Linked DNA regions of Mus musculus: regions 1 and 3 are each linked to region 2. A link is a loop called in an ENCODE intact Hi-C map of the cell type or tissue named here. Cell type or tissue: heart. All regions are shown on one strand. Region 1 holds the start of Ep400 (E1A binding protein p400). Region 2 overlaps Ttc28 (tetratricopeptide repeat domain 28). Region 3 has its middle 13 kb from the start of Noc4l.

What was found. Hi-C counts contacts between places; a loop is a spot of excess contacts. Peaks named below come from ENCODE experiments on the same cell type or tissue, not always from the same donor. Only the 100,000 strongest peaks of a DNase experiment are listed, where the experiment ranks them.
Region 1: a loop joins it to region 2, with 3 times the contacts of the local background. A loop is called at or near these places in 7 of 42 quality-filtered maps.
Region 3: a loop joins it to region 2, with 6 times the contacts of the local background. A loop is called at or near these places in 2 of 42 quality-filtered maps.

The regions. Positions count from the first base shown.
Region 1 is chr5:110,766,903-110,774,902 of GRCm38, forward strand. It overlaps Ep400 (E1A binding protein p400), which reads right to left and starts at 3,815. Exons shown (of 52, transcript NM_029337.2): 1 at 3,590-3,815. It overlaps Pus1 (pseudouridine synthase 1), which reads right to left. Exons shown (of 6, transcript NM_019700.4): 5 at 7,620-8,000; 6 at 6,765-7,077. The coding sequence ends at 7,030. It overlaps Gm15559 (predicted gene 15559), which reads left to right and starts at 4,047. Exons shown (of 2, transcript NR_152254.1): 1 at 4,047-4,360. In heart, CTCF peaks have their summits at 3,817 and 4,134; a DNase peak (open chromatin) is centred at 3,819; H3K4me3 peaks cover 2,249 bases; H3K27ac peaks cover 1,853 bases.
Region 2 is chr5:110,919,146-110,927,145 of GRCm38, forward strand. The region is part of intron 2 of Ttc28 (tetratricopeptide repeat domain 28); the gene reads left to right. Among named protein-coding and RNA genes, the nearest start is that of Ttc28, 43 kb to the left of the region's middle. In heart, CTCF peaks have their summits at 4,428 (motif pointing left) and 5,670; no DNase peak of the experiment used is centred here.
Region 3 is chr5:110,636,566-110,644,565 of GRCm38, forward strand. No RefSeq gene overlaps it. Among named protein-coding and RNA genes, the nearest start is that of Noc4l, 13 kb to the right of the region's middle. In heart, a CTCF peak has its summit at 3,165 (motif pointing right); a DNase peak (open chromatin) is centred at 3,126; H3K4me3 peaks cover 276 bases; H3K27ac peaks cover 304 bases; H3K27me3 peaks cover 396 bases.

The DNA.
Region 1 (8,000 bases), 150 kb before region 2:
TGCATACAGACACCACATCCTTTCCCACTCAGTCCCAGATGACCACCTAAGTTGATTCTGTATCTTGGATATTGTGATCAGTGCTGAAAGAAACAAGGTTGTGCATGTGTCTCTTCTGTATACTGACTACATTTCCCTTGGATATATACCTAAGAATGGGATTGCTCAGTCAAAAAAGTAGCTTCACTTTTTAGTATTTTTGGTTTCTCCCATTCTGGATCCACTTTAGCACTATTAATTTACATTCCAACTATATATCACAGGCTCGCCAACATGTTACTGTCTTTTGTTAACTGTCAGTTTAACTGGGATGAGATAACATCTAACTATGATTTTAATTTACATGCCCCAGTAATCCATTTAACTCAGTTTAAATTCTAACTTTATTTTTATATATTTCCTTCAAGACATGACTTCACTATGTAGCACCTGGCTAGCCTCAAACTCATAGAGATGAACCTGTTTCTGCTTCCCAAGCATGGACCACAGTGTCCTGATAAATTCTAATTTTAGTTCAACCTCTACAAGACACACACACACACACACTCCCTGAAAGCCAGAACATGTGGAATTGGTACTTAGAGAAATGGCCACAGAAAATCATGAAGGGAAAGGCTTACCTGACCAGTGAACTGTTTTATCACAACTCCCACTGGCCCACCACACAGAGCAGGTTTTGGGGTTAGCACTTGCTATGGCCAGTATTGCTTAACTGGTCTCCATCTTATATAAAAGACAACTCAATGAGAGCCAGAACCCAACTGGGGCTCAACCTCCAAAGCAGAACAGTGGCAGCTACACTAAAAGGTCTTCTATCACCCAATCACTGAGGTCTAGCTTCTCTCCTCCTCCCCGACAAAGAACCCTCACATTTCAAAATTCTTCCTTCAACCTGAGACCCACGTTCAAGAACACTTTCCATACCCAAATAATTCATTTGAAAGACACCAAAAACTAACACCCTTTACTAAGGGTGTTAAAACATCAAATGTTTAAGAATAAGGGGTATGGATAACTCAGTGGTTAAGTGCTTGCTTTGCATGTGGAGGAACTTGAATTTGATCCCCAGTTCCACACACATTAACAAAAATTAAACATATCAAAAATGAAGCGTTCAGCCAAGTAGGGCAGCACATACCTGTCTATAATGGAAGTACTCAGAAGGCAGAGGCAAGAGGATCACAGGTTCAAGTTGAGGATAGGTCTACATAGTTCAAGGCCACCTATGGCTCACCAACCAAAAAAATAAATAAATACAAATAAAAAAGATAATGCTTCTACTTGTTTGCTAACAGCCTCAAGAAACTCATGGACAGGGGCTAATAAAAAGATGGCTCAGCAGTTAAGAGCACTGCCTGCTCGTCTAGAAGGCATGGGTTTAATTCCCACCACCAACATGGTGACTTACAATCCTCTGTAACTCCAGTTCCAGGGTATCTGATTCCCTCTTCTGGCCTCTGTGGGCATCAGGCACCCAAGTGGCACAGAGATATACATGTAGGCAAAACACCTATACACACAAAATAAAAAAAAAAAACAGGGTTGAAGAAACAGCCCAGGAGTCAAGAGCATATGTGCTCTTCAAGAGGATCTGAGTTTGAATCCCAACACCCATGCTGGGTAGCTCATAACCACCAGAAGATCAGACACCCTCCTGTCTCGTCAGGCACACAAGGCAGACAGAGACATACACACACAGAATATAAACATATACAAACACATCACACACACACATACACATACACACACACACACACACACATTTTTTTTTTTAATTTTATGGACAGCCAGAACAAAGCCTTCAGAAACAGGGGCGCCTAATCACTGGAGAGGCGATGACCAAAAGGCTAAGTAAAGATGCTACAGAAAATGGAGGAAATGGTGACTGAGAGCACACAAAAAATTCCCTCCCACCCAGGAATACAAGGCAGCTGAGAGCTGAAAGAGTTAACTGGAGGGGAAGATTAACCCAAGGAAAGGTTACTATGTAGTTGTAAATAAGGTGGCCAGAAAACAACAGACAGCCATTCTGAGGAATGCTATGTTATGACCTTGAGTGGGCCACAAAGAGCAACCCAACACAGAAGCCAAAACACCAGTAAATGCCTCACAGGGACAACAGTATCAACAACATTATGAGGCAGTTATTGTACTGTTGGATGATCATGGTACCTACACAACTTAAAACAGTTTCATTAGATAATGCCAAACGTTTTTTTAAAGTTAGAAGAATACAATAAAAGGAAATAATGACACTTTCGATATTAGGCTATCTTGAGATTTTAAACATTTGGTGGGGAGGAAGATGTGGAGTAGACCTTCAATCCTTTAGTACTCAGGTGGCAGAGGCAGGTAGATCTCTTTTGAGTTCGAGGTCAGCCTGTTTCAGGACAGCCAGAACTACTCAGTGAGACCATGTGTTTTTTGTTTTTTTGGGTTTTTTAAAATATATAAATAAATTAAGGGGGTTAGAGGGGGCTGGGCACTGCAGCAGGAACCAGCACTCCCAGATACGCAAGAGACTGAGGTAGGAAGATAACCTGAGGCCAGGATCTGAGGCCAGCCTGGGACACAAAGATTCCTCTCAATGGCAAGTAAATAAAAACAGCCAGGCATGATGTCTCACACCTGCAAACCCAGTATCAAGGTGGAGGCATCTGGATTGCTAAGAATTACAGACCAGCTTGGACTACTTAATGAGTCTAGTCCAGGCTGATTCGGACTTCCATGAGACTTTTTGTCTCAGAAAACCTAAATACGTAAAAAGAAGATTTAAAGTTAACATGTGGTTTGCCTTGTGGCCATCCAAATTGTATAATTCATATTCATTCATTCATTTTCTCTCTCTCTCTCTCTCACACACACACACACACACACACACACACACACACACCCAGGTACAAGAATCGCGGATCTTCGTGAGCTCAAGGCCAGCCTGGTCTAAATGGCGAGTTAAAAGGCCAGCCAAGGCTCCAGGGTAAGACCCTGACTTAAAATGGAAAAGCGAAACAAAACCAAAACCGAAACAAAACAAGGACCGTTTTTGCCACACGTATAATCGAGAGCACAAGTGACAAGTGCCAGGGATGAGCGCAACCCCCAATTCCAAGTCGCGGTGCTCCAGGATACTGGACCTAGGGACAGACCTGCGGAGACAGCGGCTCGGCGGCTGATGGTACACCTCCGAGCCCCGGCCCGGGGAGCTCTGCCAGATCCCCGGCGTCCTTCCCGCTCTGTCTCCGCTCAAGGCTCTACGTCGCGAAAGGAAGCCCCGCGCGCCGCGGACCAACGGTGCCGCGGGCGTTAAGAGCCCCGCCTTCCCGAGCGCTCGGAAACGGCCGCGCGCCTGCCCAGAAAGAACGGCGCACTCGAGAGCGCTGACCAGAGAAGGGCCTTGCTGAGGCCGGACCACGCGCCGAGCCACCGACCGGTCCCCTCTCAGCGCCGCCCGGCCCCTCGGCCCCGCCCGCCCACGACAAAGCGCCGCCGCGGCCTGGGCCCGCCGCGACGCCAGCAGCAGCAGCACCGCTAAACACAACCGCTCGGCACGCCGCCGTTGCCGCCTACCACCCACCGTCCCGCCTCTCACCCGCTGACGCTATCCCGTTCGCTTGCACCGCGAGCAAAAGCCGCGCTCCGCCGCGTCAGGACAGCCGGGAGGCTCGAGCGCGCCGCAGCCGCTCGGCACATCCGGGTCCACGGGCACAGGAAGTAGCAGCGCCGGTGCTACGGCGCGCGGCGAGGGACTAACGGTACCTATCCTGTAGGGCCGCTCGCAGCCGCGCGGGGTCGCCTGAAGCTGAGGCGCTGCTGACGGCGGAGGCAGGACCGAAGCGGCTTCTTAAGCAGGCGGTTAGGGGCGGAGCTGTATGCAGGAGGTGCGTTGGGCGGAGTTTGGAGAGCGGAGAGCCACCTCAGGGCCGCCTCCGAAAGGCCTCATCCGTACGAGGCGGGACCGCTTCGGACAGGACGAGGGGAGTCGGCGCACGCGCAGGGAAGGGCTGGGGGGGCTGAGGCGGTGCACGCGGGCTGGGGCGTGGCCTCATGGGTACAAGGCGGAGCCTCAGGCCTCGGGGAAGTTCCGGTAGACTCGGGAAGGGGCGTGGCCTCGTCAGTTGGGGGCGGACCCCGAGTTTCACTCAGTTACGCCACCTGGCGACTCGCTCCAGCGGGGGAGGCTGTTTAGGAAAGCTCGAGCGGACCTGATCGCATCCTCTGGGTGTGCTCCGCCTCCGTGGGAAATAGGGGACTAGCCCTATGAACAAAAAGGCGCCTGAGGCGCAGTGAGCAGAAGTCTGAAAATACATCCAGCATCATTAGACATCACAGAAATGCAAAAGAAACCACGACCCAAGAGGAGGTAAGATTGTAGTACGAGTTTGAAAAAGATTTTATATATATATTTTTTGTTGTTGTTGTTTTGTTTTGTTGTTTTGTTTTGTTTTGAGACAGGGTTTCTCGGTGCAGCCCTAGCTGTCCTGGAACTCACTCTGCAGACCAGGCTGGCCTCAAACTCAGAAATCCACCTGCCTCTGCCTCCCAAATGCTGGGATTAAATAAAGGCATGCACCACCACTGCCCAACAAAAGATTATAATTTTAAAAACACTATAAAAAAAAGGAAGAAATTAACTGAGCTTCGTGGCACAAGCTTGTAATTCAGTGGATCTCAGCCTATGGGTCACATATAAGATATCCGGCATGTCAGATATTTATTTCCATTACAACTTATAGCAGTAGCAAAATTACAGTTATGAAGTACCAATGAAATATGGTTGGGGGTCACCACAACATAAGGAGCTGTATTAAAGAGTCACAGCATCAGAATGTTTGAGAACCACTGCTATAATCCCAGAACTTGAGGCTGAAGCAGCAAGATCTGGGGTTCATGCTGGCTTCATCCATTCATCATGTTTGAGGCTGTCCTGGAATACATGAGACCCCATCTCAAAATAAAAAACAGGAGGGAAATGTGTTAGGAAGGAGCCAGTGGAAGTTGTAGGGAATAAGGGGAAATGAAGAGAAGGTGGATATGACCAAAACATACATGCATGAAACTCTAAAATAAAGGATCTTTTTAAAAGCTCAAGATAGGGGTTGGTGAAATGGATCAGCAGTTAAGAGCACGGACTGCTCCTCCAGAGGTCCTGAGTTTAATTCCCAGCAACCACAGGGTGGCTCACAACCATCTGTAATGTGACCCAATGCTCTTCTGGTGTGTCTGAAGATAGCTACAGTGTACTCATATACATGAAATAAACAAATCTTTAAAAAAAAAAAAAAAAGTCCAGGATAACTGGAAAGTTGGCTTAGCCATGAGAGGACCTGAATTCAGTTCTCGGAACCCACATCAGGTGGTTCACAACCATTTGTAATTAGCTCCAGATCTGACAACCTCTTCTGGCTTCCACAGGCATTCACATATACACATGACACACACACATACACATGACATACACACAAACACACACACACATTATAATTTTTAGAAACTTACAAGGGTTTCTGAGCACTGCTGCTTTTGCAAAAAAAAAAAATGAGGTTCCTAGCACCCACATTAGGGAGCTTACATGTACACACACTCACACACATACTTTTTTAAAAAAGATTTTATTTGTTTAATTAGGAGTGTGCACGTGTGTCTAAGTGTGGGATATGCATACATGAACGAGTGTCCTCAGAGGCCAGAAAAGAGGGCTGAGTCCTCTAGAGCTAGAATTATAGGTGGGTATAACCTGCACAGCACGGGTGTTGAGAACTGAACTTGGGCCCTCTGTAAGACCAGCAGGCACTTGTAACTGCTAAGCCATCCCACTAACCGCCAAAATAAATTGTCTATAAGTGTTTTGCCTGCCTGAATGCAGCCTGTTGGATCATCTGGAACTGGAGTTACAGATTGTATGGAGCCACTATATTGCTGCTGGAAAGCAAACCCAACTTCTCTGCAAAAAAAAAAAAAAAAAAGGAATACCCATTTTGAGGACATGACCCCTCCCTGCCTCACGGAGCTGTTACTCCTCTAAAACTGCTTGCTCGCCATTCCGAACAAACCAAAAATGCAGGTCATGGGATGAAGCCATCTGTGTAGGTCTAAGGGCCCCATAACACTGACTATGCTAGAGATCTGAGAATGCCTTCACCCATAAAAGGCGAGAGAGGTCTGGGAGGAGTACACTGTGGACTGAAAGGGCATTCCAAACCTAGTGCTGAGTAAGTGGCCGTGGCTGTCCAGGGATGAGGGATACATGGTTAGCACATAAGAAAGGAGACCCAGTGCCGGGCGTGGTGGCGCACGCCTTTAATCCCAGCACTCGGGAGGCAGAGGCAGGCGGATTTCTAAGTTCGAGGCCAGCCTGGCCTACAAAGTAAGTTCCAGGACAGCCAGGGCCATACAGAGAAACCCTGTCTCGAAAAACCAAAAAAAAAAAAAAAAAAAAAAAAGGAGACCCAGAAGGAGGTGAAGAATACTAGGGCATAAAGGTGGGGGCTGCTGACGCACGGTCCCCCTTGAGGTCTCCCAAGAATAGGCAGCATGAAATCACCAGTGTAGCCACTTCAGAGAAAACCGGGATGGTCTCAAAGGACAGGTCCGGATGGAAGGAAGAGAGTATCAGCAGCAGCCGGGAGCAGACTGCTAGTGGCTACATCTACTGCCTGCCCAGCCAACCACACCCCGTGCTGACCTTCTGTGCCTACCCCTCAGCTATCCCGAACACAGCAGTGTTGCACTCATCTCACAGCCAGAAAAGGAAAATAGGCAAAGAATAATTCACTAAGCAAAACATATTTAATAGGAAAAAAAAAATCACTTTTTTTAAAAAGTGCCCTTTCATGCTAAGGTGTATACACACGATGCATGGGCTAAAGTCGGCAGCTGATTCCTGGGATGAGAATTTAATATCCTGAGGTTATGAAGCCAGGCTACATCCACAAGCCAGCCCCCGAATTCTTGGCTCCCCCCCGTCCTGAGTGACAGGCAGGTGCAGAGATTCCAGCCTCAGCACACACAGCAGTGGCAGGATCTACAGTTTCAGTCAGTGTCTCCATCCCCTTCACTGCCCTCCAGGGAACTGGGGACCTGTAGGAAAGGGCAAACAGGAAAAGGACCATGAGACCTAACCTGGAAGCACTCCCATGTGTGGGCCTTGGGAAAAATGAAGGAATCCTGGGTACAGTGCCAAGTGCTTGTTGCTGAGCAAAAGCACTGGTGGGGCACACTCCTTTAATCCCAGCACTTGGGAGGCAGGGGCAGGAGGATTTCTGAGTTCGAGGCCAGCCTGGTCTACAAAGTGAGTTCCAGGACAGCCAGGGCTACACAGAGAAAACCTATCTTGGGAAAAAAAAAAAAAGTACTCTACTAGAGGAATAGGAACAGACTGAAGCTGACCAAGCAGGCCCAAGCAGCCTATGCCTTTAGAGGTAACCAGATACACTGCTCAGCAGCTGGAAGCCCCATGCCAGCCCATGAGTAAACCTTGCCTAGGGGTGGGGTAGGAGCAGGAGGTAGCCCACCCCTCCAGGGACTGTATGGCTTTGGGGATTCTCTGCGACTCAGCTCCTACCCAGCTAATATGTGCGCATATGCACACCGTGAACACTCGAGACCAAAGTCCTTCCTACCTTGGCACCTGTGTCAGCCGCTCCAAGTGCAGTGCCACTGAAGTTGTGGATCGGCAAAGTATTGAGCCACTGGGCCATGGACCGCTCATCCCGCTCAGTGCTGACAATGGTAGGGTAAATGTACTGCTCCTTGAAAGCAGTCACCTTCCCTTCCTCCTGCGTCCAGTCCAGGGGCTCATGCAGCCCGTCACCGCCAAAGCGTTGATTGTACTTTTCAAAGTGAACCCTCTCCAGGACTAAGCCAAGCCCGGGTGCCTTGGGCACATCCACCTTCTCCTCTCCCCAGCTGCGCTCCAGGACACTCTCAGGGGCATAACCCTTCACAATGGCTACCACCAGGCCAACCATCTTCCGGATCTGGTGCATCATGAAGCTCTGGCC
Region 2 (8,000 bases):
GGGTTGCTGACTCTTTCAGCTCCTTCAGTCTTTCCCCTAACTCCTCCATTGGGGTCCCCATGTTTAGTTCAATGGTTGGCTATGGCATCTGCGTCTGTATTGTGACCTGATGTTTTATTAGTTTTATTAGTTGCAGGATTCTGTGATTTGCATTGGCCCTCTCAGTAGTACTAGAGGTTGGACATCTAAGTTCTGCATGGAGTCAAGCATCATTTAAAATGAAGAATTTGGTTTCAGGCTCGGGCAAAGAAGCCCCCTTATTTATTAAGTAATAAAGATGAAAATGCTGTTAAAAATGTTCAATTTTATAGCACATTGGGCATCTCTTCATAAATATTGCAAATTTAAAAAGTGCTTTATGTAAGTAGATGTAAATTTTTATTCTGTTATTTCTGTCTTGCACAGCACCTCATTTAGAAGCTGCTCCCTGCAGAGGGACGTATACTGAATATATAGCTATTAAATTCTTAACCCCTCAACAGTTCCCACTCACTTTAAAATATTAATGACTTTTGACTATGTAAGTCATACACGTAATTCCTTATGTGGTGTACATGCTGGGAACTGAGTGAAACGCCAGCTGATCTTCTCATGGCTTCATCCCTTTCTGGCACCTGACTCTGTCTCTGCAGATCCACTGCCAAAGGCAATTCTCATACCTAGTTTTGTTTGTACTACTACGGATTGCTTGTGCATTTAAAGATTTTACCTATAGCCATTAAATTATGTGTACAAGTATGCATGCTTATGAAGTTGTATTTTTATATATTCTCCTGGCCTGTGCCTTTACTTCCTTCTGTAGCTTAATACTTTTGTATCTGTTTCTTGATAACCACATATTAATTGGCCATTTTATATTGAATATATAGATGCTTAGAAAAATGTTTATTTGTATTTATTTATTGTGTGTATATATATGTGTGTGTATGTTTGTTTATACAAGTGTGTATGTGTGTTTGTGTGTGCATATATGTATGTGTTTGTCTATGTGTATGTATGTGTGTATATGTGTGCATGTGTGCCTGTGTTCGTGTGAGCAAGTATGTGCTCTGGGTTCCAGGCACAGGCTCGGGTCACTAGGCTTCTTTACAGTTATTTTTCCTCCTGAGCCATCCTGTTTAGATATCCTGTTTTTCAAGCTTTTAATAATACATTGTTTTATAGTGAATATATATTTCCTTGTAATTTTTATATTTTCTTAGATTGTTTTGACTTCATTATGTATTTTTTAAAAATGCACCAGGCATGGTGGTGCATCTCTTTATTCTCAGTACTCAGAAGGCAAAGGCAGGGGAATCTCTATGAGTTCGAGGCCAGTCTGGTCTACAGAGTGAGTTCCAGGACAGCAACAGCGACACAGAGAAACCCTCTCAAAAAAACAAATGCTGCAAAGAGTTTTAATTGTATATATTTTTCTACTTTTATTGTATAACTTTTGGTCATACGATCACACTTTAAAAGGCCTTCCATTAAAGTGCTCATTTTTATACTTAAGTGTTTCATCAAATTAGAATTTTAGTATAAGCATATTCATCCTCTTTTCTTAAAAGTTTTTTTTTGTATGTTTGAACATTTGCTTGCACATGTGTAATGTGCACTGTGTGTGTTCCTGGCACCTGCAGAATCTGGAACATGTCATTGGGTCCTATGGAATTGGAGTTGCAGACATTTGTGACGACCATGTGGGGGTTGGGAACAGCACTCAGGGCCTCTGCAAGAACAGCAAGTGCTCTTCTCCATTGGGCTATCTCTAGCCCTTCCAACTTCATTTTTACTCCAAAATAGCAACCCATATTTCTCTACTGATGCTGAATTTTGTCTTTATTATATTATAAATTCTCATTCTATTTGTATTATGTCTGAAGTTTATCTTTATTTTCACTGATATGTGTATTTAGCATCACAACCATACTAATAATCATTATCAGGTACACATTTTATTCATAATAAATTAAGCAATATAATTACATACTTTAGCATGTGAGTTGGATTAATTTTCCTCATTTCCATTTTATCTTACCAATGGGATTATTAACCCAGGCCTATTAACTTGAGAATCCAGCTAGTTTATTTTATCTTACCAATGGGACTAACCAGGGCTACTAACTTGAGAATCCAACTAGTTTATTTTATCTTACCAATGGGATTAACCAGGGCTACTGACTTGAGAGTCCAGTTGCCTAGTGTCATAGTTACTTCTCTGTTACTCTGATGACACCACAAGCAAGGCAGTGTACAGAAGAGAGATTGTTGGGGGTTTGCAGTTTCAGAGGGTGAGTCCTTGGCCATGTAGCAGGAAGCATGGTGTCATGCCTATAGGCATGCTGCGGGAGCAGTAGCTGAGAGCTTATGTTTTGACTTATAAGCATGATACAGATATAAATAATGGAACATCCTGGTATGGATTTTTGAAACCTCAAAGCCCACCCCTATAGCCAGGAGCTTTTCTATCTGTCTTCTTTGTTTCCAGAATAATGACTCTGAGACTTATTTATTTATGAATTAATGCCCAGGCCGTAGGCTTTGGCTTATTCTCTGACTGGCTATGCCTGCCACATGGCTAGTTACCTCTCCTCAGTCACATTTGTCAGTGTTGTCCTAGTCCAGGCGAAATCTGCTCATGACTCTTTCCCAGAATTCCCCCCACCCCCTCTGCTGGATGTCCCACCTTCCAATCCTGCCATTCAGCTCTTTGTTGATAGGTGAATGCTTCTACACAGTGCACAAGAGAATATCCTGCATACCCCAGTGGTACACTTCCTCCTAATCTTTCCTAAACAGTTCTACCTCCTAGTGATCAAGCTCTCAAACATGTGAATGTACAGGGCCTATTCTTGCTTAAACCTAGTTAAAACTTATCTTGGTATTTTGTATTACTCTTATGAAAAATAAGTCATAGATAAAACATTGATACCTTAGTGTCATTGAATCTTTCTGCTCAAAATAGGATGGATATTTATACTCGGTTCAATTCAGTAGTAATAAATGATATTTCCACATAGATCTTGCATGTTTTTTAGAACTATATTCTTAGGCCACTTATCTTTGTTGACTTAATATTTGGACTCATTTTCTCCTTTTCATCTTCTAAATGGTCGTCATTTATGTGTCAAAAGTTCTTTGGCAGTTTAATGGCTTTAAAAACAAAACATTCCACTTTGAAACTTAATGTTCACTTTTAAAGCAATTGTTACTTATTATTTTGTTAAAATTTATTTTTATTCATTTGTGTGTGTGTTGTATGTATCTGTCTGTCTGTCTGTCTGTCTCTATATATGCTCATGTGTCTGGGAGTGCCCCAAGAGACCAGAATAAGGTGTTGGGTCCTTTCAAGCTACAAGTTTACAGGTGGTTGTGAGTCTTTTAGTGCGGTGCTGTGTGACTGAACTTGGGTCTTCTTCAGGAGCTTTTAACTGCTGAGCCACCTCTTCAGCTTCTCTTAAAGAATCTTTGATTATCTTTTGGACTAAGTTGATATACTCAAAGTTGTTATAAGTCCTGTATAAAAGCCCTGAAATACACTAAGAATCATATATCCCATACCCTGGCCCTTGTAGACACCATTCACAAATTGCAGAGTGCATTAGCCACTTGCGCCCCAGTGATATTTGTTTTTCTTGTCACTTAATTAACAACCATGGGGCATATTTCCATTAACATGTGAATTAGCATCTTGTTTCTCTCATATCTAAGGGCCTAACCAGGCCAGTTACAGCAGTCAGGTTTTTAGAGTGTCTCTTTTTTGAGATTATTTCATGTTGCTAGTAGTTCTTGGTCCAGTCAGCTGACAGTTATTTAAACAGGGGAAGTTTTGTACACAGAATTATGAAGCTGTTATATAATATGTCTCTGTAAGCTTAAATCAATTCTCTAGGGTATTCCAGAGCTTGGGGGGGGGGGGGAGAAGGAGAGGAAGAGGGGGAGGAGGGGGGAGTGAGAAAGGGCAGATGTGTGGAAATCTTGCACATATTTGTTTGCCTCTTCTGAAAAGATGGAGAAGCAATACATTGGATCCAGAGACATTTCTGGCAGGGTGAAAATGGTTTGTATTTGCTTGCAGAGTGCAAAGTAGCTCTCTGGAACATTAGTTAATAGAGAATAAATTGAAATCAAGGATACTTGACATGCAGGAGGCCTGGAGTGCACAGTGTCCACGTAGCTGTAGCTGTAGCTGTGGTGCTGAGAGTGACTCAGGAATCTGCAAAATGAGCTCAGCACCTGTCTGCAAAGGAGGCAGAGTGGTCCACACCTGCAGCTTCTAGCTCATGGAGGGCTCAGGAAGATGTCACCAGGCTCAGCTGCAGTTGAGAGTTTCTGGTCACTCTTAGTACTCACTTGGGCAAATTCCAGAGAGTGTCCTCAGTGTTATCGCCTGTCTAAGAGCTAGAGAGCTCTTTCATGGACCAGTCCTCCAGTGCCCTCTACTGAGAAAGAGCCATATCATGCTCATGGTAGCAAAATTTTAGTAATGCAGAAGAGGAGCTGAAGGCTGAATTCAGAGCTTTGAGGCAGTTAAACATTAATGAATGTATCTATTCTTCTGCTCCCCAGGTCTGACAGAGTCTAGCTTGCTTCTGGAGTCCTGAGTGCCCTGTCCTGTCATAGGAAGTCACACATATTCTTACAAAGTGCCGGTCTGTCCTTCAAGGGCTCGGCTCCTTTCTCCTTGATCTTAGTGATGGTTTATACAGGTTTTTTGTTTATGTCCTGTTCCAGGGTTATGATTTCTTGTCTTAGAGTTTGTATATGTTTCTCTGCCATGGATTTTGTTTTTTGTTTTGTTTTGTTTTTGTTTTTTGAAACAAGGTTTTCCTTTGTAGCCCTGGTTGTCCTAGAACTCAGTATGTAGACCTGGCTGGCCTTGAACACACAGAGATGCACCTCCTCCCTCTGTCTGCCAGGTGCTGTGATTGGAGGTGTGGGTACCACTGCCTGGCTATAGGTGTATTCATTTCTCTTTAAAAGATTCTGGGAGAGCTTGGCTTTCATCTGTTTGTGTTAGTTATAGAAACTGAAATTCTTGTCAGACTCCTCTGCTGTCGACTTGTAGCAATTCTTTCTGTGTATGGGTTCGTTTTCTGTAATTTTTATTATTTTCAGTTTACTGTGATCTAAAATATTACATGGAAATTCCAGGATCAATGAACGTATCGGTTTTAAACTGTATACTGTTCTGTTTGTCAGGTATTTATTTACACTAGGTGCTCTGTGTGCTGTGTGGTCACTTGGATACCAGGTATAGACCTATTCTCTGATTTCTGAGACAGTATCTGTGTTCCTGTCACCCTTCACCTGGCTTCATGATGTCCCAAGTGCAGGAGTGGCAGTGCTAATGATGTCACTCACTGCAGTGCCATCATTGTTCCTTGTTGTTATTGGCTATATTGCTATCATTGTTTTCTGGTGTTATTAGTTATTTTTGTTGCTTTTTCTTTCTTCCCCGAGATAGGGTTTTTCTCTGTAGGGTTGACTGTTGTGGAACATGCTCTGTAGACCAGACTGGTCTTGAACTTGGAGATATGCCTGCCTCTGCCTCTCTCTGCCGAGATTAAAAGTGTGTGCCTCTAAGCCTGGCACTGTTGTCTTAATGCACCTAATTTATAAATTAATCATAAGGAAATGTGCGTACAACTACTACAGTCTTACATCTTTTTGTGATCATAGTATTTTCTGAGTATTGCGCCATCAGGTGGTGCTGTCTTACAGCAACCTTCTGGAGTGTACACAAGCCTACATGTTGTAGTTCATCACTGCACAAAGACTTTTGATCAAGATAGGTGGTGAATGGGAGATGGGTGAGGTGGACACTTTACATTAAGCTTTTTTTATGTATAGAAAGTGTATGTATAGTAAGGTGTCAAAATTACAAAAACATGGGAAGCAGTAACAATTGTTTATTAAGATTTTCAGCATACGTGTCATGCATCGCGTTTCTTTCTTTTCTTTTATATGATCGGAAGCCCAGCAACCTTAAATCATCGTCTCCACAACAGTTGAATAATGCACTGCAGTGTTGAGATGACTGTTGTCACCAACGGGGAGGATTTCTCTGCTCCTTCATCGATGTCGGGGACTAGCATGCTTATGCTGCCAGTTGTTGGCTTTAAACAGGACTCACGTATAAGTGATACATGTTCAGCATTTGTTACTGTGTGCAGTTTCAGCATCTGCCGTTTCAGGATGTGCATCAGCTTAGAAAGTATCCATTGTGAATTAGGTGGCTACTCAAGTCCTTAGAGGGTTTGCACTTTGTACTTTAGGTCTCTGTCAATTTTATCAGATTGGTCTAGAGCAAGCCTTGTTGGTTTGAGAGTCAGAAAGACATAGTTTGATGCATTGAGGAGATAGCGCAGTCATTAAAGTCCTGTGCAACCATGAACACTCATGTAAGAAGCTGAATGTGGTGGAGATGCTTGTAATTCAGGTGCTGGGAGGTAGATCTAGTAGATCTCTGAGACTCACTCGCTCACAGCAGCCTAGCTGCTCCCAGTAAGAGCCTGCCTTAAAAACAGGATTGATGGTGCCTGAGGAGGAAGGACATCTCATATTGCCCTTGGCCTCTATGTGAACATTCGCTTGTATTGCACTCAGACCCACAGCAGGTTGGAAAATCTAGTTCCGCCACTTAACTGCAGCCATGGTGTGATGCTTGTTTGTAAACCTGGGTTCCTAAGACATGGAGTGAGGTACAGTGAGTGTTGTTTCCTTGCTGCAGGTGTGTGTTGGTGTAAGTAGCTGCAGCACCGGGCTTTCAGTTGATAAAGGAGAGTTCTGTGCTTCAGAAGAACGACATAATGTTTTGGTAGAGAATACATTGTGGAATGTCTAAACACACATTGGCATATGCACTGACTCATGCGCTGGCCATCTTCTGGTGATGAGTCGTACTCACATTTAGAAGCTATTATATTATATGTCCTGGTATGTGGTACGTATTTTACATTTGAACCACTCTTGTTTTCTCAGTCATCTGTATCTTATATTTTTTGATAGAATTTGTTTTTGAAATACTTAATTCTTTAAAAACTTTCTAAACATTGTGTGTGTGGGCCCCTGTGGGGTGTGTTTATTTGTGCTGTGTGTGTGTGGTGTAGTATAGTGTGTGTGTATATATGTGTGTGGTGTGTCTATCTGTGTTTTAAGTTGTGTGAGTGGGCATTTGTGTGTCTTTATGTGTGTGTGGTGTTTCTGTGTTGTATGTTGTGTGAGTGAGGTGTATGTTTGTGTGTCATCTGTGTGTGTGATGTGTGTGTATTTGTGGTGTGTGTATGTGGTATGTGTGTGTGTGGTCAGCACTTATGTGGGCACAGCAGAGTATGAAGGTCAGAGGAGAGCTTGCACCAGTCAGTTCTCTACTTCTGCCATGTGACTTCCTGAGATTGATTTTAGATTGTCAGGCTGGAACTGGAGGGAGACACAGGTGGCTGGGAGCCTCCTCCTGTGGGTGCTAAAGCTGCAGCAGGTGTTTTTAGCCAGCTGAGCTCCCTCTCCAGCACCCGAAGTGCTTAATCCTTAGGAAGCGCTACAATGAGCCAGACACTCTCGGGCTTCAGAGATTCATGGTGTTATTATTATAATGTACTTTAAAAAGGCGGAATAAAATCATCTTTTCCCAGATTGCATCAGTTCTCTTAAGTTCATTTGTAAATGGAAGTATGGTAGCATCTATTTTAGTTTAAACGATGTGAGCTGGGCATGGCAGCACACACGTGTGATCTCAGTACTTGGAGATAGATAGGGACAGGATAATCACAAGTTCAAAGTCAGCTGTGACTAACAAATTTGAGGCTTTGTGTTAGAAAAACTTCAGTAGACAAAAAGTATAAAAATTAGATCTTAGCAGGATGTAGTGGTGCACACCTCTAATTCAGCAATCAAGATACCCATACAGGAAGATTTCTTTGAGTTTGAAGCAATTCTGGTCTTCATAGTTCCAGGACTGCCAGAGCGACATAGTGAGACCCAAGTCTCCTCACCCCACAAAATCCTCAATTTTGTCT
Region 3 (8,000 bases), 280 kb before region 2:
CACATGTGGTAAAGATATGTTTTTTTTTTAAATAGCGGCATATAGACATGTAATTGAATAACAGCAGCAAACAATAATGAGTAATCTGAAGGAAGCTCACTCCTTTCTGCTACCCCTGGGAGGGGCATGAAAACACATTCCAAGAACAATTCCACGCTGTGAGAAAACCCTAAGCTCACAGGACCCTGTCTTCTCGGAGTCTTCTCACAAGGACTCGGCGTCCCCTTCACGTGACTTCATTCCCGGCCCGTGCAGACCTGTGCCAGCTCCAGCAGGCCACGGAGTGTGAAGATGAAGAATGGGCCCCCATCTGGTGGCCACAGACACACACCTCTGTCACATCTTTAAGGTTCAACCGATGTCCAAGAATCTTGTTTCCAATAAACCAGAAAGGAGCCACCAAGCCTCCAGGAAATGAAGCAAACGCTTGCACATAGATTCAAGATGAAGTCAATAAAGCAGTGACAGACACCGGGAGTCAAGCAGGTGACAGATGTGAGGAGAGTGGGCGTCACAGAGGCCTACCAAGGACTAAGGAACAGGAGTATGGGAGGGAGCTTCCACTTTGTTTGACACAAGCCGAGGACTCTTGAATAAAAAGAGCCCTCGGTGTGAGCTGAATTCCTACTCCTTGGTGGTCCCAGTCATGTGGGACTGAGATATTGCTAGTATTCAAAGGATGTTTTTATAAGGGCACAAAGTCCCAGTATAGATAAATGAACACCCGGGAAAGAGCCTTTTAAACCTGGCGGCTGATGAAGGAAACAGTTGGTCAAATACTTCAGAAGGGGATCTGGAAGCACAGATTGTGAGCCCCTAGGAACTACTGTCCGTTCTGAGTTGGTAGCCACAACGTAACTCATACAGGCCTAGGGTTCACTGTCACCACAGCTCAGAAAGCAATGGATGGTAAAGGGAGATGGGAGAATAGGCCCTTCAGGGGGACACTGACCCCAGAGAATTAAGAACAGGTAGCCGATCTCACCAGAGAGGGAACAGGCTCTGGTAACTGTCACCGGCTAAAACCAAGCCTGCTGACTTGTTTCCTAAGTGGGAATAGTGACCAGCCTCTTCTGATGGTTGCAAGGCCTGCTTATGGCTGTCACTCAGCTGCCCCTAGATCTCCTTATGGTTGGATGCCAGCCACAGCCTTCTAGGTCTGAGTAGACAGCCAGCAGCTGCTACAGAGGTTCCTACCTCAGGGGGACCCAGCCCTGACCTAGGAAGCTATTTTAAAAAGAGTTATCTGTGTCCACCAAGCCAGCCCAGCTGTAGAATAAATGCTGTTGTACTTTGTATATTCAGTTCCAAAGCAATTTGCACTCTGGCCACTGTACTAGAAGGGACACAGGCACAGACTACAGAAGGTATTCCTGAGCTAGCAGCTTGGCTCTGTGATGGTAAGAGTGTAGCTTTTTCTAGCAGCTACTGACCTAGAGGTGAGACCCTGAGAACAGATGAAGTTCCCTAGGGAGCATCCATGTACCCCAACCTCTAGTGGGGCAGTCATTTTTAGCTGGGGATGTTTGCCAAAGCACCAAGCATGGCTGTTATTTGGGAAGTATGTCACTGACATCTTCGTCCCTATAGCAAATTTGCTAAGTGCCAATTAGATGCTCAAGTGTCTCCACCTCCCTTCGGGCATGGGATTCATTACTTGTGAGTATGACTCGATTGCCTGAAGTATTTGCATCTCTAGGTAGAAGACAGGAGGGACAAAGAAGAAAGGACGAGGAGGAAGAGAAGAGTCATAAGGTGAAGCCATTGCACATTGAAAAGGGAGACTTGTTAACGCACAATAACTACTCAGTAGATGGGGCTGCAGTGAGCCCCTTATATTCATTCCTCTAAGACTCAAGAAGAGAGGGGGCTGGAGAGATGGCTCCGTGGTTAAGAGCACTGACTGCTCTTCCCATGGTAGCTCACAACCATCTGCAATAGGATCTGATACCCTCTTCTGGTGTATCTGAAGATAGCAACAGTGTACTTATATAAATAAAATAAATAAATCTTTAAAAAAAAAAAAGACTCAAGCAGAGAGGCCTCTCCTCTGCCTGTGTAGTCATAACAGAATACCTGAGAAATACTAACTAGGAAAAACAAATTAACGATCTGGAAATTCACAGTCAAGATGCCCTCAGTGAGGGCCTCCTGCTTCATGGTCACATAAGGTAGAAAACACACACACTGTTTGTATTCAAATGTTAGTACTGGTTCCTCGAGAGAGTCTCCTCACCCCACCCCACCCAGCAGACTACCTCGTCCTCAGGTGATACCATGTTGACCTCCCATTTTAACTGCCAATAAAAGGCTAGAGCCTGTGATTGGGCAGTGGAGGGGAAAAGGTGGGACTGGAGAGGGAGTAGGAGGCAGAGGAAGAAGGGGAAAGAGGACAGAGGAAGAAGGAGGAGGAAGCCATAATGGGCCAGAACCGCATGGCTGGGAGAAGCCGCAAGCAACAAGGGGTCTCATAGCTGGGGAATAAGTTAGTAGTATATTAGATTTTCCCAATCCACTCCCCTCAGCCCCATATAAATAACTAGGGCTGATCTCTAAAGGTGCACCAGGATGGAAATTAAACACCAAATGGGTCTAAGGGGTCTACAGACTGAGGCTCCCTCTCCAAACCCCAAGCAAACCTCAGCAACCAGTGGCAGCGCCCCTGCCCTGAGCTGGACATAGGCAGCGCCATAACATGGTTTGGGGGGGGGGGGGTCCCTGCGCCTACAGAAGAACCAAGGACCCTGGGGCACGACTGCCTGAGAAGCAGCCTGCAGTCTTCACAGCTGAGGATCAACAACTGAAAACACACACACACACACACACACATACACACACACACACACACACAATACAAAAAACCAAAATCTAACTTTCCAAAGCTTTCTCTCACAGGCACAGCTGGCTGATCTGGGTATCTCTACCCCGAGCAGGCCTTCCTGCGCTCGCTTTTCCTGTATCCCCCACGTCTAAACTGGACACGGAACAGCCAGACCTGCTCTCCCGACTGCAAGCTGCCTGAAATCAGTGCACATGCTGCCGACTGCAACCCAAACAAAAGCCAGAGAGAGGCTCAGAAGTCCCACGTCTTTCTACAGTTAGCCACCACCACCCACTTCCTGCGAATAAGATTCCGAGAGGACTGCAATGTCCTGAATCGAACACCAGGGGGAGACAAAGGTACAAGAAGCTCCAGATCAGGTACTGAGAATTCAAAATTGACAATCACAAAAATTAGATACCTCCTTTAATCCCAGCACTTGGGAGGCAGAGGCAGGCGGATTTCTGAGTTCAAGGCCAGCCTGGTCTACAGAGTAAGTTCCAGGACATCCAGGGCTATACAGGGAAACCCTGTCTTGAAAAACTGAAAGAAAAGAAAAAAAGAAAAGACTGGGCAATACAGCCTAAAGAAAACACAAGAACTAAAGGAATTTGTAGGTCATGCTAAGCAACAGAGAGAAGAAAATGAATACAGCCTAGAGGAAAATCTGGAACGAAAGGTACAGGATTCTATTGGTCAAGATAACAGAGAGAGGAACATGAAGGTTAGAGACAGGAGCTGGAAAAGATGCTAGAACAAAGAATGCAAAATTTCACAGGTCAGAATGAGCAGCAGAGAAGAAGAAATGAGAATTGGAAGTGAGACTTGGAGGAGAATCTTCTAAAATTAATCAGTCAAAATAAAATAGACATCACAATATCAGGATTACAACATAAAGAAAAAATAAGGTGAAGGGGAGCTCTGAGCAGGGGGTGCAGACACTTAAGGAACAGGAGGAGCAACAAAAGGAGAAGTCTGAGGCATGGGGGCAAGCTTTGGAGGAGAGGTTACAAAAAGATATTATTAGGTTGAACAAAACACCAGGATGACAGAGATACAAGCGCTAGAGAAATATTGGCACAGGGGCTGGAGAGATGGCTCAGTGGTTAAGAGCACTGACTGCAGCCGGGCGGTGGTGGCACGCACCTTTAATCCCAGCACTTGGGAGGCAGAGGCAGGCGGATTTCTGAGTTCGAGGCCAGCCTGGTCTACAGAGTGAGTTCCAGAGCAGCCAGGGCTACACAGAGAAACCCTGTCTCGAAAAAAACAAAAAGACTGGAAGGATGTGGTAAAAGCAATATGAGAACCCGGGTCACCTTTATAATGGTGCTTGTGGTGGAGAGAAGAAGCAAAGGAGATAGCCCAACAAAATAAAGCCAGAGGTAAGAATATTTCTGAAGTTCTGCTGCTTGGGGAAGGTCATTTTGCTGAGCTAGAAGTAGACGCTGAATATGATGAAAGCTTGATGTTATGTGCTAAGGCAGCCTTAAATGCTTGAGACGAAGTCGCAGAAAGAGTAGAAAGACTTGAACCTTTTTTTTTTCAGGCCAAGCAAGGTCTAAAAGAAACATTCCTTGACTTTTTCCAAAGGTTGTCTTTATCTGTGGAAAGAAGTACATTGGATCCATTAGTAAGAAAGTCCTGAATCAAGACTTTATCTTTTGAAAATGGGAATGCTGAATGCAAAGAAGTAATCAGACCATTGAAGGCAGGGTCAGCATCAATAGAAGAGTGGATTAGACATACAGTGGATGTTAGACCCCGTTCACCTGATATGACCTTAACAGGAGAAGCTGCCACTAGAGGCCTTGAGGCCATACAACATTTCTTAATCGTGGTGAGCAAGGTTATGTCAAAAGAAACTTCAGAGAAACTGGGCAGTGGTGGTGCACGGCTTTAATCCCAGCACTTGGGAGGCAGAGGCAGGCAGATTTCTGAATTCAAGGCCAGTCTGGTCTACAGAGTGAGTTCCAGGACAGCCAGGGCTACACAGAGAAACCCTGTCTTGGGAGAAAAAAAAAGAGAGAGAGAGAAGCTTCAGAGAAAACCAAATTAATTCCAAAAGGGAGCCCAAGCCTCCTGGGATATGCAAGAGATGTGACAAAGGCCTAGACACTGGACTAGGGAATGTAAATCAACAACAGACAAATGGGGTAACTCTTGACCAAAAAACTCCCAGGGTATGGGGTGGGGGGGGCTCTCGTAGGCCCCAATGCCAAACAGGAAAAATTCTCTTCCTCAGGACAATTAAACACCACTGTTGAAAATAGATATTATAAGACCAGATAACAAGGTTAAGACAAATTCTGTAGATAATTCGAAAAGGGCCCCAAACCAATATTTTGGCAAACTTCTATAGAAGATCAAAGGCCCAAGGTAAGAATACTAGTAAACAATATTGAGATCAAAGGAATGGTCAACACTGGTGCAGATGTCACCATTATCTCTCCGAAATCTTGGCCTGTAGGTTGGCCACTTCAAGAGGTAGACATCCAATTTCAAGGAGTTGGGACTTCATCTCCTCTAAAGCAAAGCACCAGATTTTAGATTTACAGGGCCTGAAGGTCAGATAGGAAAAGTAAGATCATACATGTTATAACAATGGAAAGCACAAATTAACATCCCTTCAACTTTGGAAGCTAGCCACACCAGGCAGGCTCCTACTTAAAAAATCAAACTAAGCCGGGCATGGTGGCACATGCCTTTAATCCCAGCACTTGGGAGGCAGAGGCAGGCGGATTTCTGAGTTTGAGGCCAGCCTGGTCTACAAAGTGAGTTCCAGGACAGCCAGGGCCACACACAGAAACCCTGTCTCGAAAAACCAAACCAAACCAAAACAAAAAACAAGCAAACAAACAAAAAAATCAAATTAGTTAAGGAATGCTATCCAAGACAGTTTCAGACTGTCCAGGATGTCCATAAATAAGATACAGCAGGGGCTGACTGAAAGATCCTGACAGAGTGTAAAAGGTCACAGAAACCCTGAAATTGGCAAAATAGATTTCATTGTTAGCAGAACTAGCTTCACTGATTTAGAAAAATAGAGGTGCACAATGCTCTGGCCGCTCCTTGAACCTGTGTGTCCGCCAATGTTCTGACCGTTCCTTGAACCCAGGTGTGTGCCCACTGCTGCACAGGTGTTTGTGATATTGGTTGCTGGGATAGAGTCGGAAAATCTCCACAGCAACCACAGTCAGGGCCAATCCAGAGTTACTGCACCTGCACCAGACTCTTTCCTTGTTTCCCTCCCACACCCATTTCTTGAGAAATCAATCATTTTAGAATAGACATTGTTTAGATCTGGAAATCCCCTACTCCCTCCTTCTCCTTTCCCCCTTGAAGACCTATAAAAACTGGGACCCCTTTCCCCTTGGGGTCGACTCCTACCCCTGCGTGGGATACGAGTTGTTCCCAGAGCTCTGGCTTTCCCCCAATAAAGCCTTGTGTGGTTTGCATCAAGTTTGGTCTCTTGTGAGTCCTTGGGGGTCCGCTATTATCCTGAGACTTGAGTGAGGGTTTCCCTTCGGCGGTCTTTCATGACAATCCAACTTTACATCGGGAAGCCACTGCTAATAAGACACCAACAGCCTTACCACTAAGGTAGTTCACTGACCAACCCATTTGGATTGAACAATGGTCTATGACAAAAGAAAACCTACAGGCACTAGAACAGCTAGTCCTGGAGCAGCTGGAGGCTCAGCGTGTAGAAGAGTCCACCAGCCCTTGGAAGTCTCTGGTATTTGTCGTTAAAAAGAAATCTGACAGATGGAGGATGTTGGCAGATCTCACAGTGATTAATAAGATTATTCAGCCAATGGGTTCCCTGCAGCCTAGAATCCCATTGCCTTCCTTGTTGCCTAAGGAATGGCCTATCATAGTGATTGATCTTAAAGACTGTTTTTTCACAATTCCTCTACATGAACGTGATAAGGAAAGGTTTGCTTTCTCAGTACCTACCTTTAATAGAGGTCACCCAATAAAAATTAATAGAAGCCCAATAAAAAGATATTATTGGAAAGTCTTTCCACAAGGAATGTCAAACAGTCCTACCTTGTGTCAATATTTTGTACCACACCCATTGGAGATCATTCATAAACAATTCCTCCTCAATCCATTATTTATCATTATGTGGATGATATCCTATTGGCTGGTTTGAATACAGATACCCTGGAGAGAATTTTTGATGAAAATGTTTGATGAAGTAAAAAAAAAAAAATCTTGCCTTGTTTGGGATTTAGTATATAGAATAAGTACCAAAGGTTAGATCACAAAAGAGTGCAACCCGGGAGAAACCAATCAAACTCTTAATGCTTTTCAGAAGCTACTAGGGGAGATTAACTGTCTGTGGCCTGCAATTGCTTGGCCACTCAAGAGCTAAGCAATTTATTTCAAACCTTACAAAGTGATAAAGATTTAATAGCCCAAGGCTGAAAATGAGTTAGCGGTGATGAAAAGGAAATTGCAGCATACACATCTAGATCGTATCAATCCAAAGATGGCCTGCACCTTAGTTATCTTGACTTCTACTCATTCCCTTAGAGGAATTCTTATGCAGAGGGAATATCTTAGAATGGATACATGTCCACACACACTAGAAAGCAAAACAAATGAAAAAATATAATGGCTATATGATGTTTTACTATAATTTTCTAAGTTTAGTATGTCCCAAATGCTGCATGGACATGCTTCTATTAAAAAAAATGCTTTTGTCAGGGCTAGAGAAATGGTTCAGACATTAAGAACCCAAGTTTGAGCCGGGTGTGGTGGTGCACGCCTTTAATCCCAGCACTCAGGAGGCAGAGGCAGGCGGATTTCTGAGTTTGAGGCCAGCCTGGTCTACAGAGTGAGGTCCAGGACAGCCAGAGCTACACAGAGAAACCCTGTCTTGAAAAAACAAACAAAACAAAACAAAACCAAGTTTGATTTTTTTCTTTTATAAAGATGTATTTATTTTATATATGTGAATACATTGTCGCTGTCTTCAGACACACCAGAAGAGGGCATCAGATTTCATTATGAATGGTTGTGAGCCACCATGTGGTTGCTGGGAATTGAACTCAGGACCTCTGTAAGAGCAGTCAGTGCTCTTAATTACTGAGTCATCTCCAGCTCCCCCGAGTTTGATTCTTAAGACCTACATGTCAGCTTGTAAATATCTGTAACTCCTGTTCCAGGAAAT